Linked DNA regions of Homo sapiens: regions 1, 2 and 4 are each linked to region 3. Evidence: read pairs that join two places in POLR2A ChIA-PET (ENCODE). Cell type or tissue: Caco-2. All regions are shown on one strand. Region 1 overlaps GYS1 (glycogen synthase 1). Region 2 overlaps KASH5 (KASH domain containing 5). Region 3 holds the start of NTF4 (neurotrophin 4). Region 4 overlaps PPFIA3 (PPFI scaffold protein A3).

Region 1 (5,000 bases), 89 kb before region 3:
TAGTAGGAGGGGAAGACTCCAAGGTGACAGCCACGGACAAACTCCTCATAGTCCACAGGGAGCAGGGGGCTTGTGGAGGAGAGGAACTCCGGGTGGAAAATCACCTGGTAGTGAAAAAGAAGGACTCAGCCCAAGTGCCTTATTTAGCTAAGCCCTGAGATCCCAAGGTGGCCCAGAGAGGGTAAAAAGCTTGTCTAGCATCACACAGCATGTGTTTGGCAGGACCAATGTTCAAACCCAGGTCTGCCTGCCTCAGAAGCCAGGGTTCTTTCTAACCACAGCAATACCTTTGATAAAACTTATAGGGGAATGGAGTGTGTGAGGCCCAGGACCCAACCCCTTCCCTCTGCCGTGCCCAACCCAGCCCTGACCAAATGCCCTCACCTTCACCCTGTCGGCACTGCTATTGAAGAGGCCGATTCGGCGGATGGTGGTCAGGATGGGGTCTGAGGAGTCATCCAGCATATTGTGGGTGCACACAGGGGGGAAAGACTGCCGCTGCAGGAGCCACAAGAAGGGTAAGGGGTCATGGAAGGGACAGAGAACTCCCTACTTCCTCATGAGCCATGCGGACCCTGGGGGAGCCAAGGAGACCACAAATGCACCGGACGTGGGGCAACAAACCCAAGTGATCACCAGGAGTTGTGGATTCCCACTAGTACAACCTGTAAAGGTTTTCTTTCTTTTCTTTTAAATTATTATTATTTATTTTTGAGGCGGAGTCTCGCTCTGTCGCCCAGGCTGGAATGCAGTGGCACAATCTCGGCTCACTGCAAGCTCCACCTCCCAGGATCATGCCATTCTCCTGCCTCAGCCTCCCGAGTAGCTGGAACTACAGGCGCCTACCACCACGCCCGGTTAATTTTTTGTATTTTTAGTAGAGACGAGGTTTCACTGTGTTAAATCAGGATGGTCTAGATCTCCTGACCTCGTGATCCACCTGCCTTGGCCTCCCAAAGTGCTGGGATTACAGGCGTGAGCCATTGCGCTCAGCCTAATTTTTTTTTTTTTTTTTTTTAATAGAGATGGGGTTTCACTATGTTGGCCAAGTTGGTCTCGAACTCATGGGCTCAAGCGATGCATCCGTTTTGGCCTCCCGAAGTGCTGGGATTACAGACATGAGCCACCACACCTGGCCTGGAAATGTTTTCCTTCCCTTAACCACCATGAGCTTCAAAGAACTAGAATTCCCAGCTGTCTTTGAGGCAAAGCCGTGTTAGCAACTCCCTTACCTCCAAGGACTATGAGGAGTTGCAGCTACCTTGTTCTGTACTCTGGGCTCTATTATTAAAGAAACCCAAAGGAAATATAACTATCCCCAGTCAATGGGGGTGGAGACTGTGCCAATATGGCAGCAAGCTTTGGAGACTGCTGGGAGTTGTAGTTTCCTTATGAAAATTCACTTCCAACCACCAGGCGTGGTGGCTCACGCCTGTAATCCCAGCACTCTGGGAGGCCGAGGCAGGAGGATGACGAGGTCAGGAGATCGAGACCATCCTGGCTAACACGGTGAAACCCCGTCTCTACTAAAAATACAAAAAATTAGCCAGGCGTGGTGGTGGGTGCCTCAGGAGGCTGGGGCAGGAGAACGGCATGAATCCGGGAGGCGGAGGTTGAAGTGAGCCAAGATCGCGCCACTGCACTCCAGCCTGGGCGACAGAGCGAGACTCCGTCTCAAAAAAAAAAAAAAAAAAAAAAAAGAAGAAAAAAGAAAATTCACCTCCAACCCTAACAAAGGCCCAAAGAAACCACAATTTCCAAGAGTCTCTGGAGCAAGACAGAGCTAGTGTGATAGGAAGTCCTGAGGACTGCTGGGGTGTATAGTTCTTAGCAACTGTTCCATCATAGCTCATTAAAGATTTTACTTACCACCACTCTACTGAGTCTAGGGGCCCGAGAAACTACAACTCCCAGCATCCCGATGGCAGAAACATTCATAATGAGGTGGGCTGCTTTAGGGACTATTGGAAATTATAGGTTAGCCAAAAGCAGTTCACGTTTTGTTTCTACAACTTAGCTGTCTGGGTTTCCATTCCCCAGGAAATGGCTCCCCAATGTAGACCACAAGTACTGAAGTCCCTGGACCCCAGAGAATGAAAGAACTCTAACTCCCAGAAGCCTCTGGACAAGGGAAGCGTCAATGCCCCAGAAAGCCAGCAGGGGCTGCTGGGAGTTGTAGTTTTTTGGGCCCCTAGACTCAATAGAATGACGGTAAGTTCTCATTTTATAAATGCCAATTCTCTCTGAAGTTAGGGATCTAAAGCAGCTACAATTCCCAGGGGTGTCTGGGGACCAACACACAGCCTCTGGAAATAAGAAACCGCAGCTGCTGAGAGTTTGCAATGTTTTCTGGAGAATGCTGGGTGCTTTTGCTCACCTCCTGACTGCGTCCCTAAAGTGGCCCGATAAAACTACCACTCCCAGCAGTTTTAGGGGTAGAGGTGGAGCCGTGTGCAGCAAGGCCCAAGGAGAGCTGAGAGTTGTAATTCTTTTATGGCTGTCTTGACCTTTTCTTTTCTTTCTTTTCCTTCTTTCGTGTGTGTGTGTATGTGTCCGCCTCGCTCTGTTGCCCAGTCTGGAGTGCAGTGGCATAATCATAGCTCACTGCAGCGGCATAATCATAGCTCACTGCAGCCTTGACCTCCTGAGCTCAAGGCATCCTCTGGCCTCAGCCTCCCAGGTAGCTGGGATAACAGGTGTATGCCACTATGCCCAGCTCATTTTTGTATTTTTGGTAGAGACAGGGTTTCATCATGTTGCCCAGGCTGGTCTCAAACTCCTGGGCTCAAGCGATCCTCCCACCTCAGCCTCCCAAAGTGCTGGGAATACTGACAGGTGTGAGCTACCAAGCTGGGCCTTGACTTTCTTTTGGGGGTGGGTGGGGGGCTAGTGTGGGATCTGGCTCTGTCCCCCAGGCTGGTGTACAGTGGCACAGTCATGGCTCACTGCAGCCTCAGCCTCCTGGTCTCAAGTGATCTTCCTGCTTTGGCCTCTCAAAGTGCTGAGATTACAGGCATGAGCCACCACACCTGGCCCTTTATTACATTTCTACACTTCCTTTTAAACTTCCCTTTGGGCTGGGAACAGGGACTCACGCTTGTAAACTCAGCACTTTGGGAGGCTGAGGCAGACAGAACACTTGAGGTCAGGAGCTTGAGACTGGCCTGGCCAACATGGTGAAATCTCGTTTCTACTAAAAATATATAAATTAGCTGGGTGTGGTGGCATGTGCCTGTAATCCCAGGTACTTGGGAGGCCAAGGCAGGAGTATTGCTTGAACCCAGGAGGCAGAGGTTGCAGTGAGCCGAGATCGTGCCACTGCACTCCAGCCTGGGCGACAGAGCGAGACTCCATCTCAAAATAAATAAATAAATATAATAAAAATAAATAAACAAATAAGCTTCCTTTTGCTCATTGACCCCAGAATCCCAGAGAAACCACACGTCCCAGCAACCCTCGTGGCAGAATAAGCCACAGAAAACAGCCCACCCTAAGTGCCTCGCCTCCAGCAACTGAAGTTGCACGAGTCAGCACGTGCCCTTCTGTGGACCTCAGAATAGATCCCTTCATAAAGGGCTGCAGGAGAAAGCAGGACTCCCAGCAATCTCTGGGGTCTGAGCTGGCCTGGCAAGCTGCCTCTGGGGCTGCCAGGAACTGCTATCTCTCTGCACAGAGGTCCAATCCATACCTGCGTTGCAAAGATGGCTCTCTTCATCATAGTGAAGTCTTCCTTATCCAGCATCTTGTTCATGTCGGGAAGGCTCCCACTGCAAGGCAAGCAGGGGCATGCATGTGAGAACGGAGTAATGAGAGGGGTTAGTCAGGGCCTAGGAGGGCACAGGGCTGAGGGTGGGGCACTCACACCAGTAAGGATTCATAAAGCTTCCTCCCGAACTTTTCCTTCACCGTGTTGGCCGTGTCCCTGGAGGAAGCAGAGCAACAGGGTCACATACACACCAGCTGCCATTTACTGTTAGGCTTCTTTAGTTAGTTTGTTTGTTTATTTTGAGACGGAGTTTGGCTCTTGTTGCCCAGGCTGGAATGCAATGGCGTGATCTCGGCTCACTGCAACCTCTGCCTCCCAGGTTCAAGCAATTCTCCTGCCTCAGCCTCCCGAGTAGCTGGGATTACAGGCATGAGCCACCGCGCCCGGCTAATTTTCTATTTTTAGTAGAGACGGGGTTTCTCCATGTTGGTCAGGCTGGTCTCAAACTCCCAACCTCAGGTAATCTGCCCACCTCGGCCTCCCAAAGTACTGGGATTAGAGGCTTGAGCCACTGTGCCCAGCAGTTTATTTATTATTATTATTATTATTATTGACAGAGTTACTCTGTCGTCCAGGCTGGAGCGCAGTGGTGCGATCTTGGCTCACTGCAACCTCTGCCTCTCAGGTTCAAGCAATTCTCCTGCCTCAGCCTCCTGAGTAGCCGGGATTACAGGCACCTGCCACCATGCCCGGCTAATTTTTGTAACTTTAGTAGAGACGGGGTTTCACCACGTTGGCCAGGCTGGTCTCGAACTCCTGACCTCTGGCTGGTAATTGGCCACCTCGGCCTCCCAAAGTGCTGGAATTACAGGCATGAGCTGCCGCGCCCAGCTACCCTTAGGTTTCTAGGATAGCAAGGAAACTGAGGTGTGAGCAGGGAAGCCGTGCCCTGGGGCCTCCAGGCTGGAGGATGGGGACCCAGGGGGCAGGCCCTGGAAGGCTTAGGACCCACGTGCCTGACATCAGCTGTGTGGTCAGGGACAGGTGGCCTTCCCTCTCTGACTGCAGTGACTCATTTTTCAGAGGAGGATGAAAATAGAATCAACCTCAGAGGTTTGCGATGAGGACCCAATGATGTCATGCCAAAAAGTACACATGGCAAGCCTTCCAGAAATGTCAGCTATTATTAGGACTTGTACTTGTCCTGCAGATGGCAATGCTAAGCCCCATTTTATACGAAAAGAAAGTAAGATTCTGAGAAAGGACCACTTAGGCACACAAGTAAAGCTAGCAG
Region 2 (5,000 bases), 330 kb after region 3:
TCAGGGAAATGAATGAGGGACGGGGCTTTGCTGAAAGTTCAGGGAGAGCAGAGGAGTCTCTCTCCTGTTTATCTTTCCCCAAAAGAGCCACATCTCCCCACCACCAGCACCTACCTCGACCCGGGGAAATGAGTCAGGGGCTGTGGACAGTGACCTGAACCCCTTCCTTGCCCCTAGACAAGCCACAGCTGACCTGCTGAGCAGCCTGGAGGACCTGGAGCTCAGCAACCGACGTCTGGTTGGGGAGAATGCCAAATTGCAGCGGAGCATGGAGACAGCTGAGGAGGGGTCAGCACGCCTTGGGGAGGAGATCTTGGCTCTGCGTAAGCAGCTTCACAGGTGGGCTGGATGCCACACCCACCCTCCCCAGCGCCCCTGCCTCCGTCCTCCCTGCAGCAGCCGGCCTCTATCTCCCATGCTCGTGTCTGCATCCTGCTCTTTGACTCTGTACCTGTCCTTTCTTTTCCCTTTTCTGTTTTTATCTTTTGTGTCTCTCTGATTCTTATCTCTCAGCCTCTGTTTTGGTCTTTTTATCTTTCCCTTGAGGGTTCAGACTTCTCTCTCTCTCTTTTTTTTTTTTTTGAGACAGGTTCTCACTCTGTCACCCAGGCTGGAGTGCAGTGGGGGTGATCACAGCTCACTGTACCCTCCGCCTCTGGGCTCTAGCGAGCCTCCCACCTCAGCTTCCCAAGTAGCTGGGACCACAGGCCCACCACCCTGCTTGGCTAATTTTGTTTTATTTTTTATAGAAATGAGTTCTCACTGTGTTGCCCATGCTGGTCTCAAACTCCTGGGCTCAAGCCATCCTCCCGCCTTATCCTCCCAAAGTGCTGGGAGTACAGGCCTGAGCCACTGCACCCAGCCTAGATTTCTCTCTTTATTCTTTAACTCTCTGATTCTTCATGTCACTCGCCCTTTCATCTCTCTGTGCTTTGTCATTCTTCATGTTTATCGTGGTCTCCCTGTTCTAGTCCCCCACTCTCTCTAGGTCTCTTTCCCACTTCCTCAGTCTTTTAGGTTAAAACTGGGTCTCTGTGCCCACACCAGGTCTCCTTCTCCTCTTTTCTCTCTGGGTCTCTGTCCTCCCCTCTCTCTGGGTCTCTGTCCCTGCCTACCACCTGGGATCTCTCTGTTGCTAGTGTCTCTCAGAATGGATCTGTCTCTGTGCTTCTCTGCCTTCCTCCCTCTCGTATGGCTCATCTGCCCCCACCCGCATTCAGCACCCAGCAGGCCCTGCAGTTTGCCAAGGCCATGGATGAGGAGCTGGAGGACCTGAAGACTCTGGCCAGGAGCCTGGAGGAACAGAATCGCAGCCTTCTGGCCCAAGCCCGGCAGGCGGTGGGTCTGGCCCAGGGGAAGGAAGGTGCCCTCTCTCTTCTTTGTTTCCTGGAGTCAGGGCGGCAGAGTGTGACTATGGAGTAGGAAGGGGCAGAGGTCACCTGGCTTTCTCCCTCTCTCCAGGCCCTGCTCACCCTAGACTTTTTCAAGCTTACCTGCCATCCTTCTCATGACAAAGGAGACAGCAGGAGCCATCAGGGCTTCCCAGACCCATTCCCCCAGGCCCTGGTTGTGTTTTCAGGGGTGGGAGAAGGGCAACATGGGGGCAAGGAGGCTAGAAATGAAACCTTTGTCCTCTCTCTGGGGTTGGTCAGGAAAAGGAGCAGCAGCATCTGGTGGCTGAGATGGAGACTCTGCAGGAGGAGGTGAGCGGAGGCCCAGCACCACCCCCACCCCTTCCCCAGTCCTTAAGGTCTTCTTGACACCACTCCCTTCTGCCCCCAACACCCCAGCAGCCTGTCTTGGGGAGACCTCAGAATGTCAGTAGTGTGGGAATGTCCCTGAGGTTATATCACACTGTGAGAACAGCCGTGGTTTACAAGAGTGTGAGGCATGGGGTCAGCCTACATGGCTTCAGGCTGAGGCCACCTACATAAGAGTGGACCAGTGCCTCCCTTCTCTGTGCCTCAGTTGCCTCACCTATAAAGATGAACAAAACAATGGCATCTGCCTCAGTGGTTTGTGTGAGACTTCAACCGAAGGATACTTGCAAAGTCTTGGGCACAAGGTAGGACACATAGGATGTGCTCACTAAAAGTTATCTAGCATTGTTTCTATATTAGTATTTTTTACAGTGAATAAAACAGCCAGGCACAGTGGCTCATGCCTGGAATCCCAGCACTTCGGGAGGCCTAGCTGGGTGGACCCCTTTAGCCTAGGAGTTCGAGACCATCCCGGGCAACATGGCAAAACCTTGCCTCTACAAAAAATAGAAAAATAAGCCAGGCATGGTAGTGTGCACCTGTAGTCCAGCCACTCAGGAGGCTGAGGTGGAAAGACTGCACGAGCCCGGGAGACAGAGGTTGCAGTGAGCCAAGATTGCATCATGGCATTCCAGCCTGGATGACAGAGCGAGAGCCTCTCAAAAAAAAAAAAAAAAAAAAAATTGGATTTGAAGTCAACCTTGAGTTCAAATCCCATCTCCGCCACTTACACAATAGGCAACCTTTAAGCATGTGACTTCTCCTTCTCAAGCCTTTACTTTTAGTTTCTTTTTTTTTTTTTTCTTTTTTTTTTTTTTGAGACAGAGTTTCATTCTTGTTGCCCAGGCTGGAGTGGAATGGCGCGATCTTACCTCATGGCAACCACCGTCTCCCGGTTCAAGTGATTCTTCTGCCTCAGCCTCCCAAGTAGCTGGGATTACAGGCATGTGCCACCACACCTGGCTAATTTTGTTTTTTTGTTGGTTGGTTGGTTTGTTTGTTTTAGTAGAGACGGGGTTTTTCCATGTTGGTCAGGCTGGTCTCAAACTCCCGACCTCAGGTGATCTGCCCACCTCAGCCTCCCAAAATGCTGGGATTACAGACATGAGCCACCACACCTGACCTACTTTTATTTTCAAAGAACTGGAAGAAGGGTATCTGTTCAGTAGGCTTGTTTTGAGGATTGACAGCATTTCACTGAGGGACTAGCAAACAATATGAAGAGACTGAGTTCAGCTTCACATTTAATTCAAGCCCCGTTCCATCCAAGACAGAAAAACATCATCTTAGTTCATTCTGGGCCCACCTAATTTTTTTTAGATTGAAACAAACTCATCAATTGACAATGAAACCTGTCACCACCCCCGACCTCAAGGTGGTATCTAAGTTGCAGGAGACTGATGCAGGAGCCTAGTGCTCTAGGAGGCTGCTGATCCTCACTCAATGTTTCTCCTCTCTGCTGTTCATGAGATTGATGGGTTTTGTCCAAGCGTTTGTCACCACTGTGTGCTGGCATCTACTGTGAGGCCCGCATTGCCTTTGGATCTCTGGACATACCATCTTCTTCATCTTCTGGTGGTGATCCCTTATCTGGGCTGGGACTCTTACTCCACCACTTCCACACCCTTCCAGAGCCAGGGAGGTGATTTGGCTACTTTCCTGTGAAAGGGAAGAGGCTGGGGTCACTGCCCAAAGCCCCTGCCTCATTTCCCCAGGCCAGGGTGGGTGCTCATGGTGGGGAGATGTGGCTTCTCTGGGGAAAGAGAAACAGGAGAGAGATTCCTCTGTTCTCCCTGAGCTGTTAGCAAAGTCCCTGTCCGTCACTCATTTCCCTGAAGGATCCCAAACCCCACCCAGGCCTTGACAGACTGGAGGACACAGGGCTGGGGTGGGCAGAGGTCTGGAGAGGACCCACCAGTGAGGCCTCTTTGCTTTCACAAGAAAGTAGCATCTCTATTATTCTCACACCGTGATGATTCTGAGAGTGCTCTGGGAAGTACACGCAAGGCCTCTCAGATCACAAGACTTCCAGGGCTCTGCGGTTCTCCATCCATACCCTCCACCCCTCATAGCTAGCCCTGGGTTAGGGGAAAACTCTGGGCTCATTTTCAGCCTATTCTCTTCTCTGTCTGTCCTGCATTCCTCCCCCAGCTCTAAGGATCTCTGCCTAGTCCAGACAGATCATGTATTCCCAAAAAATATCTTTGTCCTACATGTGCAGTGTTTTTTACACTGAAATCCAAAATCTTTCTGCTATTTTCTGGCTCTTCCATGAAAACTCACCCCCTTGGGGCAATGGGAATCTCACAGCAGGATGGCTGTACCATGTGAGACATGGAATGCAGCAGGATGTGACAGTTTCTTTCAGAACATCCCTTTTTAAGAATGAAAAAGTTGCCAGGCGCAGTGGCTCACGCCTGTAATCCCAGCACTTTGGGAGGCCGAGGTGGGTGGATCACCTGAGATCAGGAGTTCGAGACCAGCCTGGCCAACACGGTGAAGCCCCATCTCTACTAAAAATAAAAAAATCAGCCGGGTGTGGTGGCACACACCTGTAATCCCAGCTACTCGGGAGGCTGAGGCAGGAGAATCGCTTGAACCCAGGAGGCAGAGGTTGCAGTGAGCCAAGATGGTACCAGTGTACTCCAGTCTGGGCGACAGAGCAAGACTCAGTCTCAAAAAAAAAAGGAAAAGAAAAACTTTCCGGCTGGGCATGGTGGCTCACACCTGTAATCCCAACACTTTGGGAGGCCAAAGCAAGATTGCCTAGGCCAGGAGTTCGAGACCAACCTAGGCAACATAGTGAGAGCCCGTCTCTATAAAACAAAAAAAAACAAAAAAAGTAAATAAAAGAATGAAAGGCCAGGCACAGTGGCTCACGCTTGTAATCCCAGCATCTTGGGAGGCCGAGATGGGTGGATCATTTGAGGTCAGGAGTTCGAAACCAGCCTGACCAACATGGTGAAACCCCACCTCTACTAAAAATATAAAAATTAGCCAGGCGTGGTGGCAGGCGTCTGTAATCCCAGCTACTTGAGAGGCTGAGGCAGGAGAATCACTTGAACCCAGGAGGCAGAGGTTGCAGCGAGCTGAGATTGTGCCACCGCATTCTAGCCTGGGTGACAGAGCGAGACTCTGTCTCAAAAAAAATTTTTAAAAATGAAAAACTTTCCCTGAAGCCCCCTGGCAGAACTTCCTGCCTTACAGTTCATTGCCATTCAGCCATTATAACCAGACTAC
Region 3 (5,000 bases):
TACTATTACTTAACAGTAACAGATGTTGAAATACAGGCTCAGAGAAGTTAATGATTTGTGCCCGGTCACACAGCCAGCAAATGGCAGAGATGGGACTTCACCTCTGGGCAACTGCACTCTGCCGTCCTTCCTGTGCAACTCTGAGGAACCGACAGTCTTGCATCTTGGAGGATGTTCCAAACAATTTTTTTTTTTTGAGACAGAATCTCACTCTGTTGGCCAGGCTGGAGTACAGTGGCACAATCCTGGCTCACTGCAATGTCTGCCTCCTGGGTTCAAGTGATTCTCCTGCCTCAGCCTTCTGAGTAGGTGGGATTACAAGCACCTGCCACTGTGCCCAGCTAATTTTTGTATTTTTAATAGAGATGGGGTTTCACCATGTTGGCCAGACTGGTCTTGAACTCCCAACCTCAAGCAATAGTCGTGTCCTGGCCTCCCAAAGTGCTGGGATTACAAGCATAAGCCACCATGCCTGGTCCCAAACAAAATTTTTTTTTTTTTTTTTTTGAGATGGAATCTCCCTCTGTCGCCCAGGCTGGAGTGCAGTGGCACGATCTTGGCTCACTGCAAGCTCCGCCTCCCAAGTTCATGGCATTCTCCTGCCTCAGCCTCCTGAGTAGCTGGGACTACAGACTCAAGCCACCACGCCTGGCCACATTCCACAATTTAGAGAAAGGTCACAACCTGGAATCCTAGGGAGACCCCAGTTCACCTCAAAACTGCCACTAAGGAGGTAAAACGCTGCCCCTCTGAGGCAGGCTTCAGTTTCCCTGTGTGTGAAATTGACCTGGCGCTGGGAGAGGCTGGTGGAGGCGCGGATTTTGCAGTTTCCCTACAACATTCTGGAAGCCTGTGGTTCTGGGAAAGGGTGGCGTGGAGAAGACTGGGAAACAGTCAGTAGTTACCAGACCTGTCAGCACCTCCTCCGCCTCGGAGCTCTGGGGCTGGGAGTCCCCAGGCTTCGGGGGGCCCCTGTGGAGGACACAGGTGGCCCCCTCCTTCCTGACATCTCAGGAGAGGGAGGGGGCAACCACCTAGGGGAAGAAAAGAATAGACAGGTTATAGAGGCAGGTGGGGAAGGGGCCAAATCCCTGAACAACCCCTTCCCAGAGTTCCTCTTCAAGTGCAGGGTACCCAAGAGTCAAGGCCCCGCCCCCTTTCCAGAGGCCCCTTTTCTACCCAGGTGATGGCTCCTGGCTGGGATGGGAAGCAGATGGAGGGAGGGGAAGGGAGAATAGGGGAAGGGAGAGGCAGTGGATGAAGGAGGCTGGAAGAGATTACATCCCCCTCGGCCCATTCATCTCCCAGATGGGGCGGAACTGGCCTGGACACCCGGGTCCCTGAGGGCCCACACTCAAGAAGCCCTGGTTCCCCAAGCTGCTTCCTGGAATGTTCCCTCCTCACAGGACAGGCCAGGGCCCGCCCAAGACTTCTGCACATACCTGGAGTGGCTGCCTGCCCTGGCTCCTCGGTACAGGAAAGGGGAAGGGTGGAGAGTGAAAGGAGCCCAGGCTGACCCAACCAGGACCGCCTTCTCCCTCAGACCGAGTAGTGCAGACCCCAGGGCCTCCACCTTCAGACCCAGGAGTTCAGATCCCCAGCGCCCTCCTCCCTCAGACCCAGGAGTAGTCCAGGCCCCCAGCGCCCTCCTCTCTCAGACCCAGAAGTCCAGGCCCCCAGCACCCTTCTCCCTCAGACCCAGGAGGAGTCCAGGCCCAGGCCCCCAGCACCCTTCTCCCTCAGACCCTGGAGTCCAGGTCCCCAGCGCCCTCCTCCTTCAGACCCAGGAGTCCATGCCCCCAGCGCCCTTCTCCCTCAGACCCAGGAATCCAGGCCCCCAGTGCCCTCCTCTCTCAGACCCAGGAGTTCTGGAATTCAGGCCCCTCCTTCTCGGATACTAAGAAATGCAGACTCCGGGTTCCTCATCCTCCAGATTTGGGTTGGGGGTTCCGGACTCCGAGACCCCTCAGGGGAAACCGGCTGCATATCTGGGACACTTCCCTCTTGCCTCAGTTTCCTCCGCCAAGCCCCGCCCCGGTCGGCCCCGCCCCCGTCCCTCCCCACCCGAGGGCAGGGCGACCAGGACGCCGGAATCCCGAGGGAGGAGGAGTGGAGATCTTACCTGGGGCGCCCTCTTCGGCTCCCGCGGCTGCCCTCCGCCCGGCAGCAGCTCCTCCTCCTGCTCGCTGGCTGCAGGGACGCTCGCTGGCCCGCCGGGTGCTAGCTGCTCACGCTCCGCAGGGCCCGGGTCGGGGGCGGGGGCGGGGCGGCGCCGGGCGGCAGAGGAGGGGCCGGGGGATCCTGCCTTGCACTCGCGTGCCGGGACCTTGGAAGCCAGGCCTGGCTCGTTCAACGCGGCCGCCTTGGTCACAGGAGTCCCAGTTTCCAGCTGCCTCCTCCTTTGGACCTAGCAGTCCAGGCCCCCAGCCCCTCCTCCCTTCAGACCCAGGAGTCCAGGCATCCGGCCCCTCCTCCCTCAGACCCAGGACTTGCGACCCCAGCCACCTCTCCCCCCAGCCCCAGGCGCCTGAGTACTAAGCCCACAGTTCCCCCCACCACCTCCCAACCCCGCCCCGTCTCAGACTCAGGAGTCCAGCCCCCAGCCTCCTCCTCCATTAGCCCCAGGAGTCTGGGCCTGAGATTCCTTTGCCGTCTTTTGCCAATTGCGTGTCAATCCCGGGGCAGATTCCCACCCTCTGCTCTCCTCCCCACTTCCCAGGAGCTCCACGCCAGACATTAACCAGCTGGGCTTGGGCAGTGATAAGGCCCCAGGCCCGGGGAGACAGTGGATGTGGGGGCTCCCGCATACTCCTCTCCCCTGGAATTTCCTGGCTGGGGACCGGGGAGAAGGTCTTGTCCTGAGCTCAGATAAGAGACGTGCAAGGTATCATAGGACCAGAGATAGACAGATGTGTCTTAAGAACAATCAGCTACCTTGAGAAATGGTGCGCGGTGACATGAAGGGAGAGATAGGGAGAAGACATGGAAAAGTGGGGAGAGACCAAAAGAAAGAGGGGGACCGAGACTAGAGAGAGTGGGGGAGGGCAGGAGCCCAGAGAGAAGACAGAGGCCCAGAGAGCGTGAGGGCAGACCCCCCCACCCCCCCGAGAAGGGGACAGAGCCCCTGAGAGACCCTGAGAAAGACAGGGATGGGACCGGAGCCGGAGTGTCTCAGGACAGTCATGAGGGCAGCGGGGCTCCTCACCCCACCACACCTCTACCCTGAGACTCCGCTCCCCTCCGCCTGCGCTATTTTCAGAAGGAAAACTGACACCTGCCTCGAGGGTCATCCCACACCCCCTCAGCCTAAATATAGCATGGCAAGGTGGCAGGAGGGTGTCCCCGGTTAGGGTGTTTCCTGCTCCTCACCATCCCAGCCAAGGCAACACACAAGGCCGCTCCAGTTATTTATTGGGGGTGGGGGGAAGGGCCACTTCCCAGGCTTTGGGTGTGCATTCAGGTCACCTCTCCGGCTTCTCCACCCTTCCCCTGTTCCTAAACAGCCAATACATCCTGCCGCATAGCAGGAGGACTCTAGCTTCTAGCTTCTAGCTTCTAGTCCTGGAGGGGATAGTAGGGATGAGGTTTCCAAACAGAGTGACTGGGAAACAGTCTCTGTCCCCCTATCTCCAGGTCTCTGTTCCCCTCCCTCTGGATTTCTGTCTCCCTCCAACTCTGGGTCTGTCCTTCTCTCTCTGAGTCTCTGTCCCCCTCTCTCTCTGGGTCTCTGTCCCTCTCTCTCTGGGTCTCTGTCCCCCTCTCTCTCTGGGTCTCTGTCCCCTTCTGTCTGTGGGTCTCTGTCCCTCTCTCTCTGGGTCTCTGTCCCCCTCTCTCTCTGGGTCTCTGTCCCCTTCACTCTCTGGGTCTCTGTCTCTCTCTCTGTCTCTGGATCTCTGTCCCCCCTCTCTCTGGGTCTCTGTTCCCCCCCAGGTCTCTGTCCCCCCTTCTCTCTGGGTCTCTGTCCCCCTCTTTCTAGGTCCCAGTTTTCTTCTCTCTGGATATCTGTCCACCCTCTCTGGGTCCCAGTCTCCTTCTTGCTGAGCCTCTTGCATCCTCTCTCTTGGGGTCACTGTCTGCTTCTCTTTCCCCTCGTGGGGGTCTCTGTTCCCGCTCCCGGCCATCTGCCCTCTTCCCCCTTGCCCTTGGATTTCTCTCTTTTGCTCTGTGCCTCTCCTCCCTCCTGGCCTCAGTTCCTGTCTGTGTCTCCTCTTTAGGTCTCTGTGCTGGAGTCCAACCTGTCTCTTGTCACTGTGAGGTCCGTCTCCATTCTGTCCCTAAATCTGGCTTTCTCTCCATTTCAGAGAGAAGTGACTACCTAAAGCTTCTATTAATTTCAACCATTATCAAACTCCTCTCACCATCTGTACCTTCTCTTTAGCTGTATGAAAAGGTGCTCAGATGAAACCAGGGGTTTCCACACTGAATTCCTGAGCTGCATTTTGAGTTGCCAAGAGGAGGCGTGTTCTCCTCCAACCAGTTCCCTTCCCATGCTTCCCACTGGTGTCTCTAAGGAAGATTTATTTGACCCAAAAAAGGGGTGGGTATGGCTAAAAATAACAACAACAGTCTGTAAACCACTGGATAGGTTTTAATAAATTAACCCAAGTAAAGTACTTTGATACCAAAGGAAGCCCTATATGTGTTAGTGATTTCAGCCTTCTTCCTCTAAATGCCCTTTGAGTTCTGAAAGATTTCTGAAAATGTTCGGCCTTGTGACCTTGGGTAACACCTGCTGCTCTGAGCCTCAGTTTCCCCGTCTGTAAGAAATGAGGCTACGGGACTCAGGAGGACCCGTGTGTCCCAGCAGGCTGATGGGGACATGTGAAGCAGACAGACAGCCTGCCTGGCCCCTGGGGACAAGCTGTGAGACCTTGGGAAGCCACTCCCCTGCTCTGAGACTCAGGTTTCTCCCCTGGAAAACAGAGTGAGGCCCCCAGCCTGTCTGACAGCCTTCCTGAGCTGCAGGGAGGGTAGGTGACAGGCCTGGTTCAGGATTGTTC
Region 4 (5,000 bases), 63 kb after region 3:
TGTTGGCCAGGCTGGGCTCAATCTCTTGACCTCGTGATCCAACAGCCTCAGCCTCCCAAAGTGCTGGGATTACATGAGTGGGCCACCTTGCCCGGCCGTTACTGTGTTTTTTTTTTGAAATGGAATCTCACACTGTTGCCCAGGCTGGAGTTCAGTGGTGCTATCTCGGCTCACTCTAACCTCCACCTCCCGGGTTCAAGCGATTCTTGTGCCTCAGCCTCCCCAGTGGCTGGGACTACAGGTGCATGCCACCATGCCCGGCTAATTTTTTTTGTATTTTTAGTAGAGACGGGGGTCACCATGTTGCACAGCCTGGTCTTGAACTCCTGACCTCAAGTGATCTGCCCATCTCGGCCTCCCAAAGTGCTGGGATTACAGGCATGAGCCACTGCGCCCAGTCCTGGCCTTGCTTTTTTTTTTTTTTTTTTTTCTTTTCCCGAATGGAGTAGGTCTTTAGATTCTTAGGGAGCCGGGGTCCAGATTTCTGGGAAATTGAAGGAGGCAGGAGTTGGGCTGGCTAGTAGGTGAGACCAACCCTGTGACATTATACAGGTAACCACATCCTAGTGACCTAATCCTGGGTCCCTTGGCCCTGTGGCCTTCTTAAGGCATGGTTCTGGTCTGGGCCTCAGTTTTCCTACCCATGCAGTGGGTTGAGGGGGATTCTCAGTAGAGCCAGAATAGGTAGACACTGATTTTCTCCACATTCACTCATACGATACCAGGGTCGGCCAGCTTTGGTTCCTTTGAGTGGGCTAGGCTTAGGTTTGCTGCCACTGTCTGTTGGAGTCTGACCTCAGTTTTCCCAAATCCTCTCACCCAGGTAGCCAGGACTGTTTTCCTAAGAGCAATGGCACAGGCACAGTGGCATACTTTGGGATGCTGAGGCAGGAGGATCCCTTGAGTCCAGGAGTGAGACCTCATCTCCACAAAAAAAAAAAAAAAAAAAAAGGTCAGGCGCGGTGGCTCACGTCTGTAATCCCAGCACTTTGGGAGGCCGAGGCGGGCAGATCACGAGGTCAGGAGTTCGAGACCAGCCTGGCCAACATGGTGAAACCTTGTCTCTACTAAAAATACAAAAATTAGCTGGGCATGGTGGCGGGTTCCTGTAATCCCAGCTACTCGGGAGGCTGAGGGAGGAGAATTGCTTGAACCGGGACCCGGGAGGTGGAGGCTGCAGTGAGCCGAGATCGCATCACTGCACTCCAGCCTGGGTGACAGATCACTCCAGCTAAAAAAAAAAAAAAAAAAAAAAAAGAAAGTAGGGAAAGGAAAAGAAAAGAAAAGAAAAGAAAAAAATTAGCCAGGTATGCTGGTGTGTGCCTGTAGTCGCAGCTACTCAGGAGGCTGAGTTGGGAGGACTGCTCGAGTCTGGGTCGTTCAGGCTGCAGTGGGCCGTGATCGCGCCACTGAACTCCAGCCTGGGTGACAGAGTGAGACCCTGTTAAAAAAAAATAATAATAATAATAGGCCTCAGTTTCCCCTGGCAGCACCTGGTGGCCAATCTTTGGTTTCCCCGGTGGAGTGACAGGGTGGCGGTGCCTGTTTCCCTGTGTCATGATCACAGTGCCTGGGCCTCAGTTTCTTCTGTGCAGTGCTTGGTTTGCCCCCAACTATTTCCCCTACGTGGTATCCGAGTGGCTGTGCCTCAGTTTCTCTGTTGTGCCTTGACAAGGCCGGTCTGTTCCTTGCCCTCCCCGCCCCGCAGGCCCGCACCGCCGCCATGATGTGCGAGGTGATGCCCACCATCAGCGAGGATGGCCGGCGGGGCTCGGCGCTGGGCCCGGACGAGGCGGGCGGGGAGCTGGAGCGCCTCATGGTCACGATGCTCACGGAGCGCGAGCGCCTGCTGGAGACGCTGCGCGAGGCACAGGACGGGTTGGCTACAGCGCAGCTGCGGCTGCGCGAGCTCGGCCACGAGAAGGACTCGCTGCAGCGCCAGCTCAGCATCGCGCTGCCCCAGGTCTGGGCGGGACAGGGGCGGGGCATGAGGGGGCGGGGCCTCGGGGGGAAGAAGGCGGTCCGGAAGGGGCCGGGCTTGGCGCCTGGAAGGGAGGAGTCTGGGCGAGGCTTGCCGTTAATGGGCGGGGCCTGAGTGGCAAGGGACAGCGGGACTTAGCAGGGAGGGCGGGACCTTCAAACTTCCAGTCCCAGTGAATGAAGGAGACAGGGAAAGGATTGAGCCGAATGTCCAGATCCTGCCAATGTCTGGACAGGAGTTTGCAGCTCTGACGAAGGAGCTGAACTTATGTCGGGAGCAGCTGCTGGAGAGGGAGGAAGAGATTGCAGAGCTGAAGGCGGAACGGAACAACACGCGGGTGAGGGGTGTTGAGGGCGGGGCCTAAGTGGGGGCGGGGCCTCGTGGTGTTGAAGTGGGGGGCGGGGCCTCTCAGTGTTGCAGCGTGACCTATTTTTTTCCCCCATCTCGCCTTTCTGTCTTCTCCTCTTCCCTGCTCCCACTTCCTGGCTGGTCTCCCACTCTGGTGCCACTCCTTCCTCCCTGTCTCCATAACTTTTCTCTTTTCTGTACCACCGGTTCCTTGACCCCGACCTCCTCTCTTTTCCTGACCTGTCTCGGTGCTCCTTTATATGGCTCCATCTTTTCCTCCATGTGTCCGCCCTACCTGTCACCCTTTTTCTCACATCTGCCCCTTTTCCCTTGCCTCTTTTCCTTGACCCCATGCCGTGTGCTTGCAGCTGCTCCTGGAACACCTGGAGTGCCTGGTGTCCAGGCACGAGAGGTCACTGCGCATGACCGTGGTGAAGCGCCAGGCCCAGTCCCCGGGTGGGGTCTCCTCGGAGGTAGAAGTGCTCAAAGCTCTAAAGTCTCTCTTCGAGCACCACAAGGCCCTGGATGAGAAGGTATGAGAATTAGAAGAGCAGGGGTGGAGAATGGAAACCTATAGTTGACTGGGGCTGTTCTGAGTGGGAGAGATTCTGGCCGTGATTGGTTGGGGATGTTCTGAGTTGGAAGAATGTTGACTGTGATTGATTGGGACAGGATACATAGACTGGGACCTGACTGGTTGATAGCAGAAAAATAAACCAGGATGGGGGCTAACAGTGGATGGGGCAGATTGGATAGCTGGTTGCGGCTGCATACCCGTTATGGAGACAGGAGCCCCAACGCTGCCCTATCGGATCCGTCCCAGGGGTGTTCTGGACCAGGGGCAACTGTCCTAAACTGGATCTTGTCTCCAGCTGACTGTTGCCCTGCCCCGATCCCCAGGTCCGGGAGCGGCTGCGGATGGCGCTGGAGCGCGTGGCAGTGCTCGAGGAGGAGCTGGAACTGAGCAATCAGGAGGTGTGGGTGTGGCCAAGACAGGGAATTTGAATCCAAGGGGAGGGGCTAAGGGGCTGCCCACGGGGCGGAGCCGGTTGGGTGGGTTCCAGAGAGAATCTATTGGGGCAGGACTAGGGCAGACAAGCTATGGGGTTGGACTATGGAGAGAAACCAGTGGGGTTCCTAAGTGGGCACGCATTGCGCAGGGCTACGGGGAGAATCTCCCAGTGAGAGTGAGATTAAGGGTAGAACCAGGGGCTGGGGCTCAGGCTGGGACTAAGGAGGAAGTGATTGAATGGGGAAAAGCGGGGCTAAAGCGGAAACTTTGTCCAGGAGGCTAAGGGGAAGAGTAAGGGTAGACGCCCTCCGTGGTGGCAGCTAAGGAGGGATATAAGGAGGGAGGGAGCCTAAGGGTAAACCGTGGGGTAGGCATGGCCCCAGCACGACCGGAGGCATCTCATATGGGGCCGCCTATCCCCTTAGAGGGCCAATGCCAGTGAGAACTAGAGCTGGGGGTTCAGGGAGCCCCTGTGCTCTGATTCCCCTTTCACACTTCCAGACTCTGAACCTTCGAGAACAGCTGTCTAGGCGGCGGTCAGGGCTGGAAGAGCCGGGCAAGGATGGGGATGGGCAGGTGAGACATGGAAGTCCCCTCTCCGTGAGCTCCATTCAACTCCCTGACTTTGTGATAGTGTTTGTAACGTTTGGTATCATCCTCACTGGCCCTAAGACGGCTGCACCTGTAAGAGTGTCACAGAGCTTGGACCTCTGATTCAGGTCACCTAGCGAACTTCTGTGACCTCCTTCACTGACCCCCGTGGACTCTGACCAGCATGATCCTTATTGATCTTTGATCTACTTTCAGCTGATTGACTTTCTCCTTGGATTTCCTCTGTGTCTCCGGAGACACTCTGGGATCTTGTCCCCTCCTTCCCTCACTCCAGACTCTTGCCAATGGCCTGGGTCCTGGCGGGGATTCCAACCGGCGCACAGCAGAGCTGGAGGAGGCCCTGGAGCGGCAGCGCGCCGAGGTGTGCCAGCTGCGGGAGCGCCTGGCGGTGCTGTGCCGTCAGATGAGCCAGCTGGAGGAGGAGTTGGGCACCGCGCACCGTGAGCTGGGCAAGGCAGAGGAAGCCAACTCCAAGCTGCAGCGCGACCTCAAGGAGGTGAGGCCCCCAGGGAGGCGGGCTGCCCTGGGTCCCTCGCCTTTCCGTAGAGCTCTCCCTCGCGCATTGCTCATGAATGGCGGAACCTCGATTCAGTCCACAGGCTGGGTGACTCCTCTTTGAGATTCAGTTTTCCCACCTGTGAAAGGAAATGTATGATTCTCATCAGAGGGTGAGCCTGTGGCGCAGAGTAGGCGCTCCATAACTGCTCGTAATTACTTTGTTACCTAACTTTGGGTTCTTCTCTGGTGCCTCTAAATGGATTTTTTTTTTCTTTTGTGAGGCAGAGTCTGGCTGTGTCGCCCAGGCTGGAGTGCAGTGGCGTGATCTTGGCTTACTGCCACCTCTGCCTCCCGGGTTCAAGAGATTCTCCTGCCTCAGCCTCCCAAGTAGCTAGAACTACAGGCACCTGCCACCATGCACCGCTAATTTTTTTTTTTTTTTTTGTATTTTTAGTAGAGATGGGGTTTCACTATGTTGGCCAGGCTAGTCTTGAACTCTTGATCCGCCCACCTCGGCCTCCCAAAGTGTTGGGATTACAGTAGTGAGCC

Evidence for each region. ChIA-PET counts read pairs that join two places held together with the same protein. Peaks named below come from ENCODE experiments on the same cell type or tissue, not always from the same donor. Only the 100,000 strongest peaks of a DNase experiment are listed, where the experiment ranks them.
Region 1: POLR2A ChIA-PET joins it to region 3 with 5 read pairs; 4 of 35 experiments call an interaction of 5 or more read pairs at or near these places.
Region 2: POLR2A ChIA-PET joins it to region 3 with 8 read pairs; 2 of 35 experiments call an interaction of 5 or more read pairs at or near these places.
Region 4: POLR2A ChIA-PET joins it to region 3 with 5 read pairs; 7 of 35 experiments call an interaction of 5 or more read pairs at or near these places.

What each region holds. Positions count from the first base shown.
Region 1 is chr19:48,974,236-48,979,235 of GRCh38, forward strand. GYS1 (glycogen synthase 1) reads right to left here. Exons shown (of 16, transcript NM_002103.5): 9 at 3,863-3,922; 10 at 3,689-3,767; 11 at 385-498; 12 at 1-104. Among named protein-coding and RNA genes, the nearest start is that of FTL, 11 kb to the left of the region's middle. RefSeq lists enhancers at 2,037-2,331, 4,727-4,966. In Caco-2, CTCF peaks have their summits at 2,137 (motif pointing right) and 2,338; a DNase peak (open chromatin) is centred at 2,136.
Region 2 is chr19:49,397,805-49,402,804 of GRCh38, forward strand. It overlaps KASH5 (KASH domain containing 5), which reads left to right. Exons shown (of 20, transcript NM_144688.5): 7 at 178-339; 8 at 1,221-1,338; 9 at 1,653-1,703. Among named protein-coding and RNA genes, the nearest start is that of KASH5, 12 kb to the left of the region's middle. In Caco-2, no CTCF peak of the experiment used is centred here; a DNase peak (open chromatin) is centred at 2,348.
Region 3 is chr19:49,062,829-49,067,828 of GRCh38, forward strand. It overlaps NTF4 (neurotrophin 4), which reads right to left and starts at 1,990. Exons shown (of 2, transcript NM_006179.5): 1 at 911-1,990. It overlaps KCNA7 (potassium voltage-gated channel subfamily A member 7), which reads right to left. Exons shown (of 2, transcript NM_031886.3): 2 at 4,569-5,000. In Caco-2, no CTCF peak of the experiment used is centred here; DNase peaks (open chromatin) are centred at 1,413 and 2,283; H3K4me3 peaks cover 1,612 bases.
Region 4 is chr19:49,126,151-49,131,150 of GRCh38, forward strand. PPFIA3 (PPFI scaffold protein A3) reads left to right here. Exons shown (of 30, transcript NM_003660.4): 2 at 1,709-1,963; 3 at 2,217-2,318; 4 at 2,698-2,862; 5 at 3,230-3,304; 6 at 3,843-3,917; 7 at 4,228-4,449. The coding sequence starts at 1,724. Among named protein-coding and RNA genes, the nearest start is that of PPFIA3, 9.1 kb to the left of the region's middle. RefSeq lists a silencer at 1,723-2,122. In Caco-2, no CTCF peak of the experiment used is centred here; DNase peaks (open chromatin) are centred at 2,011 and 3,318; H3K4me3 peaks cover 1,048 bases.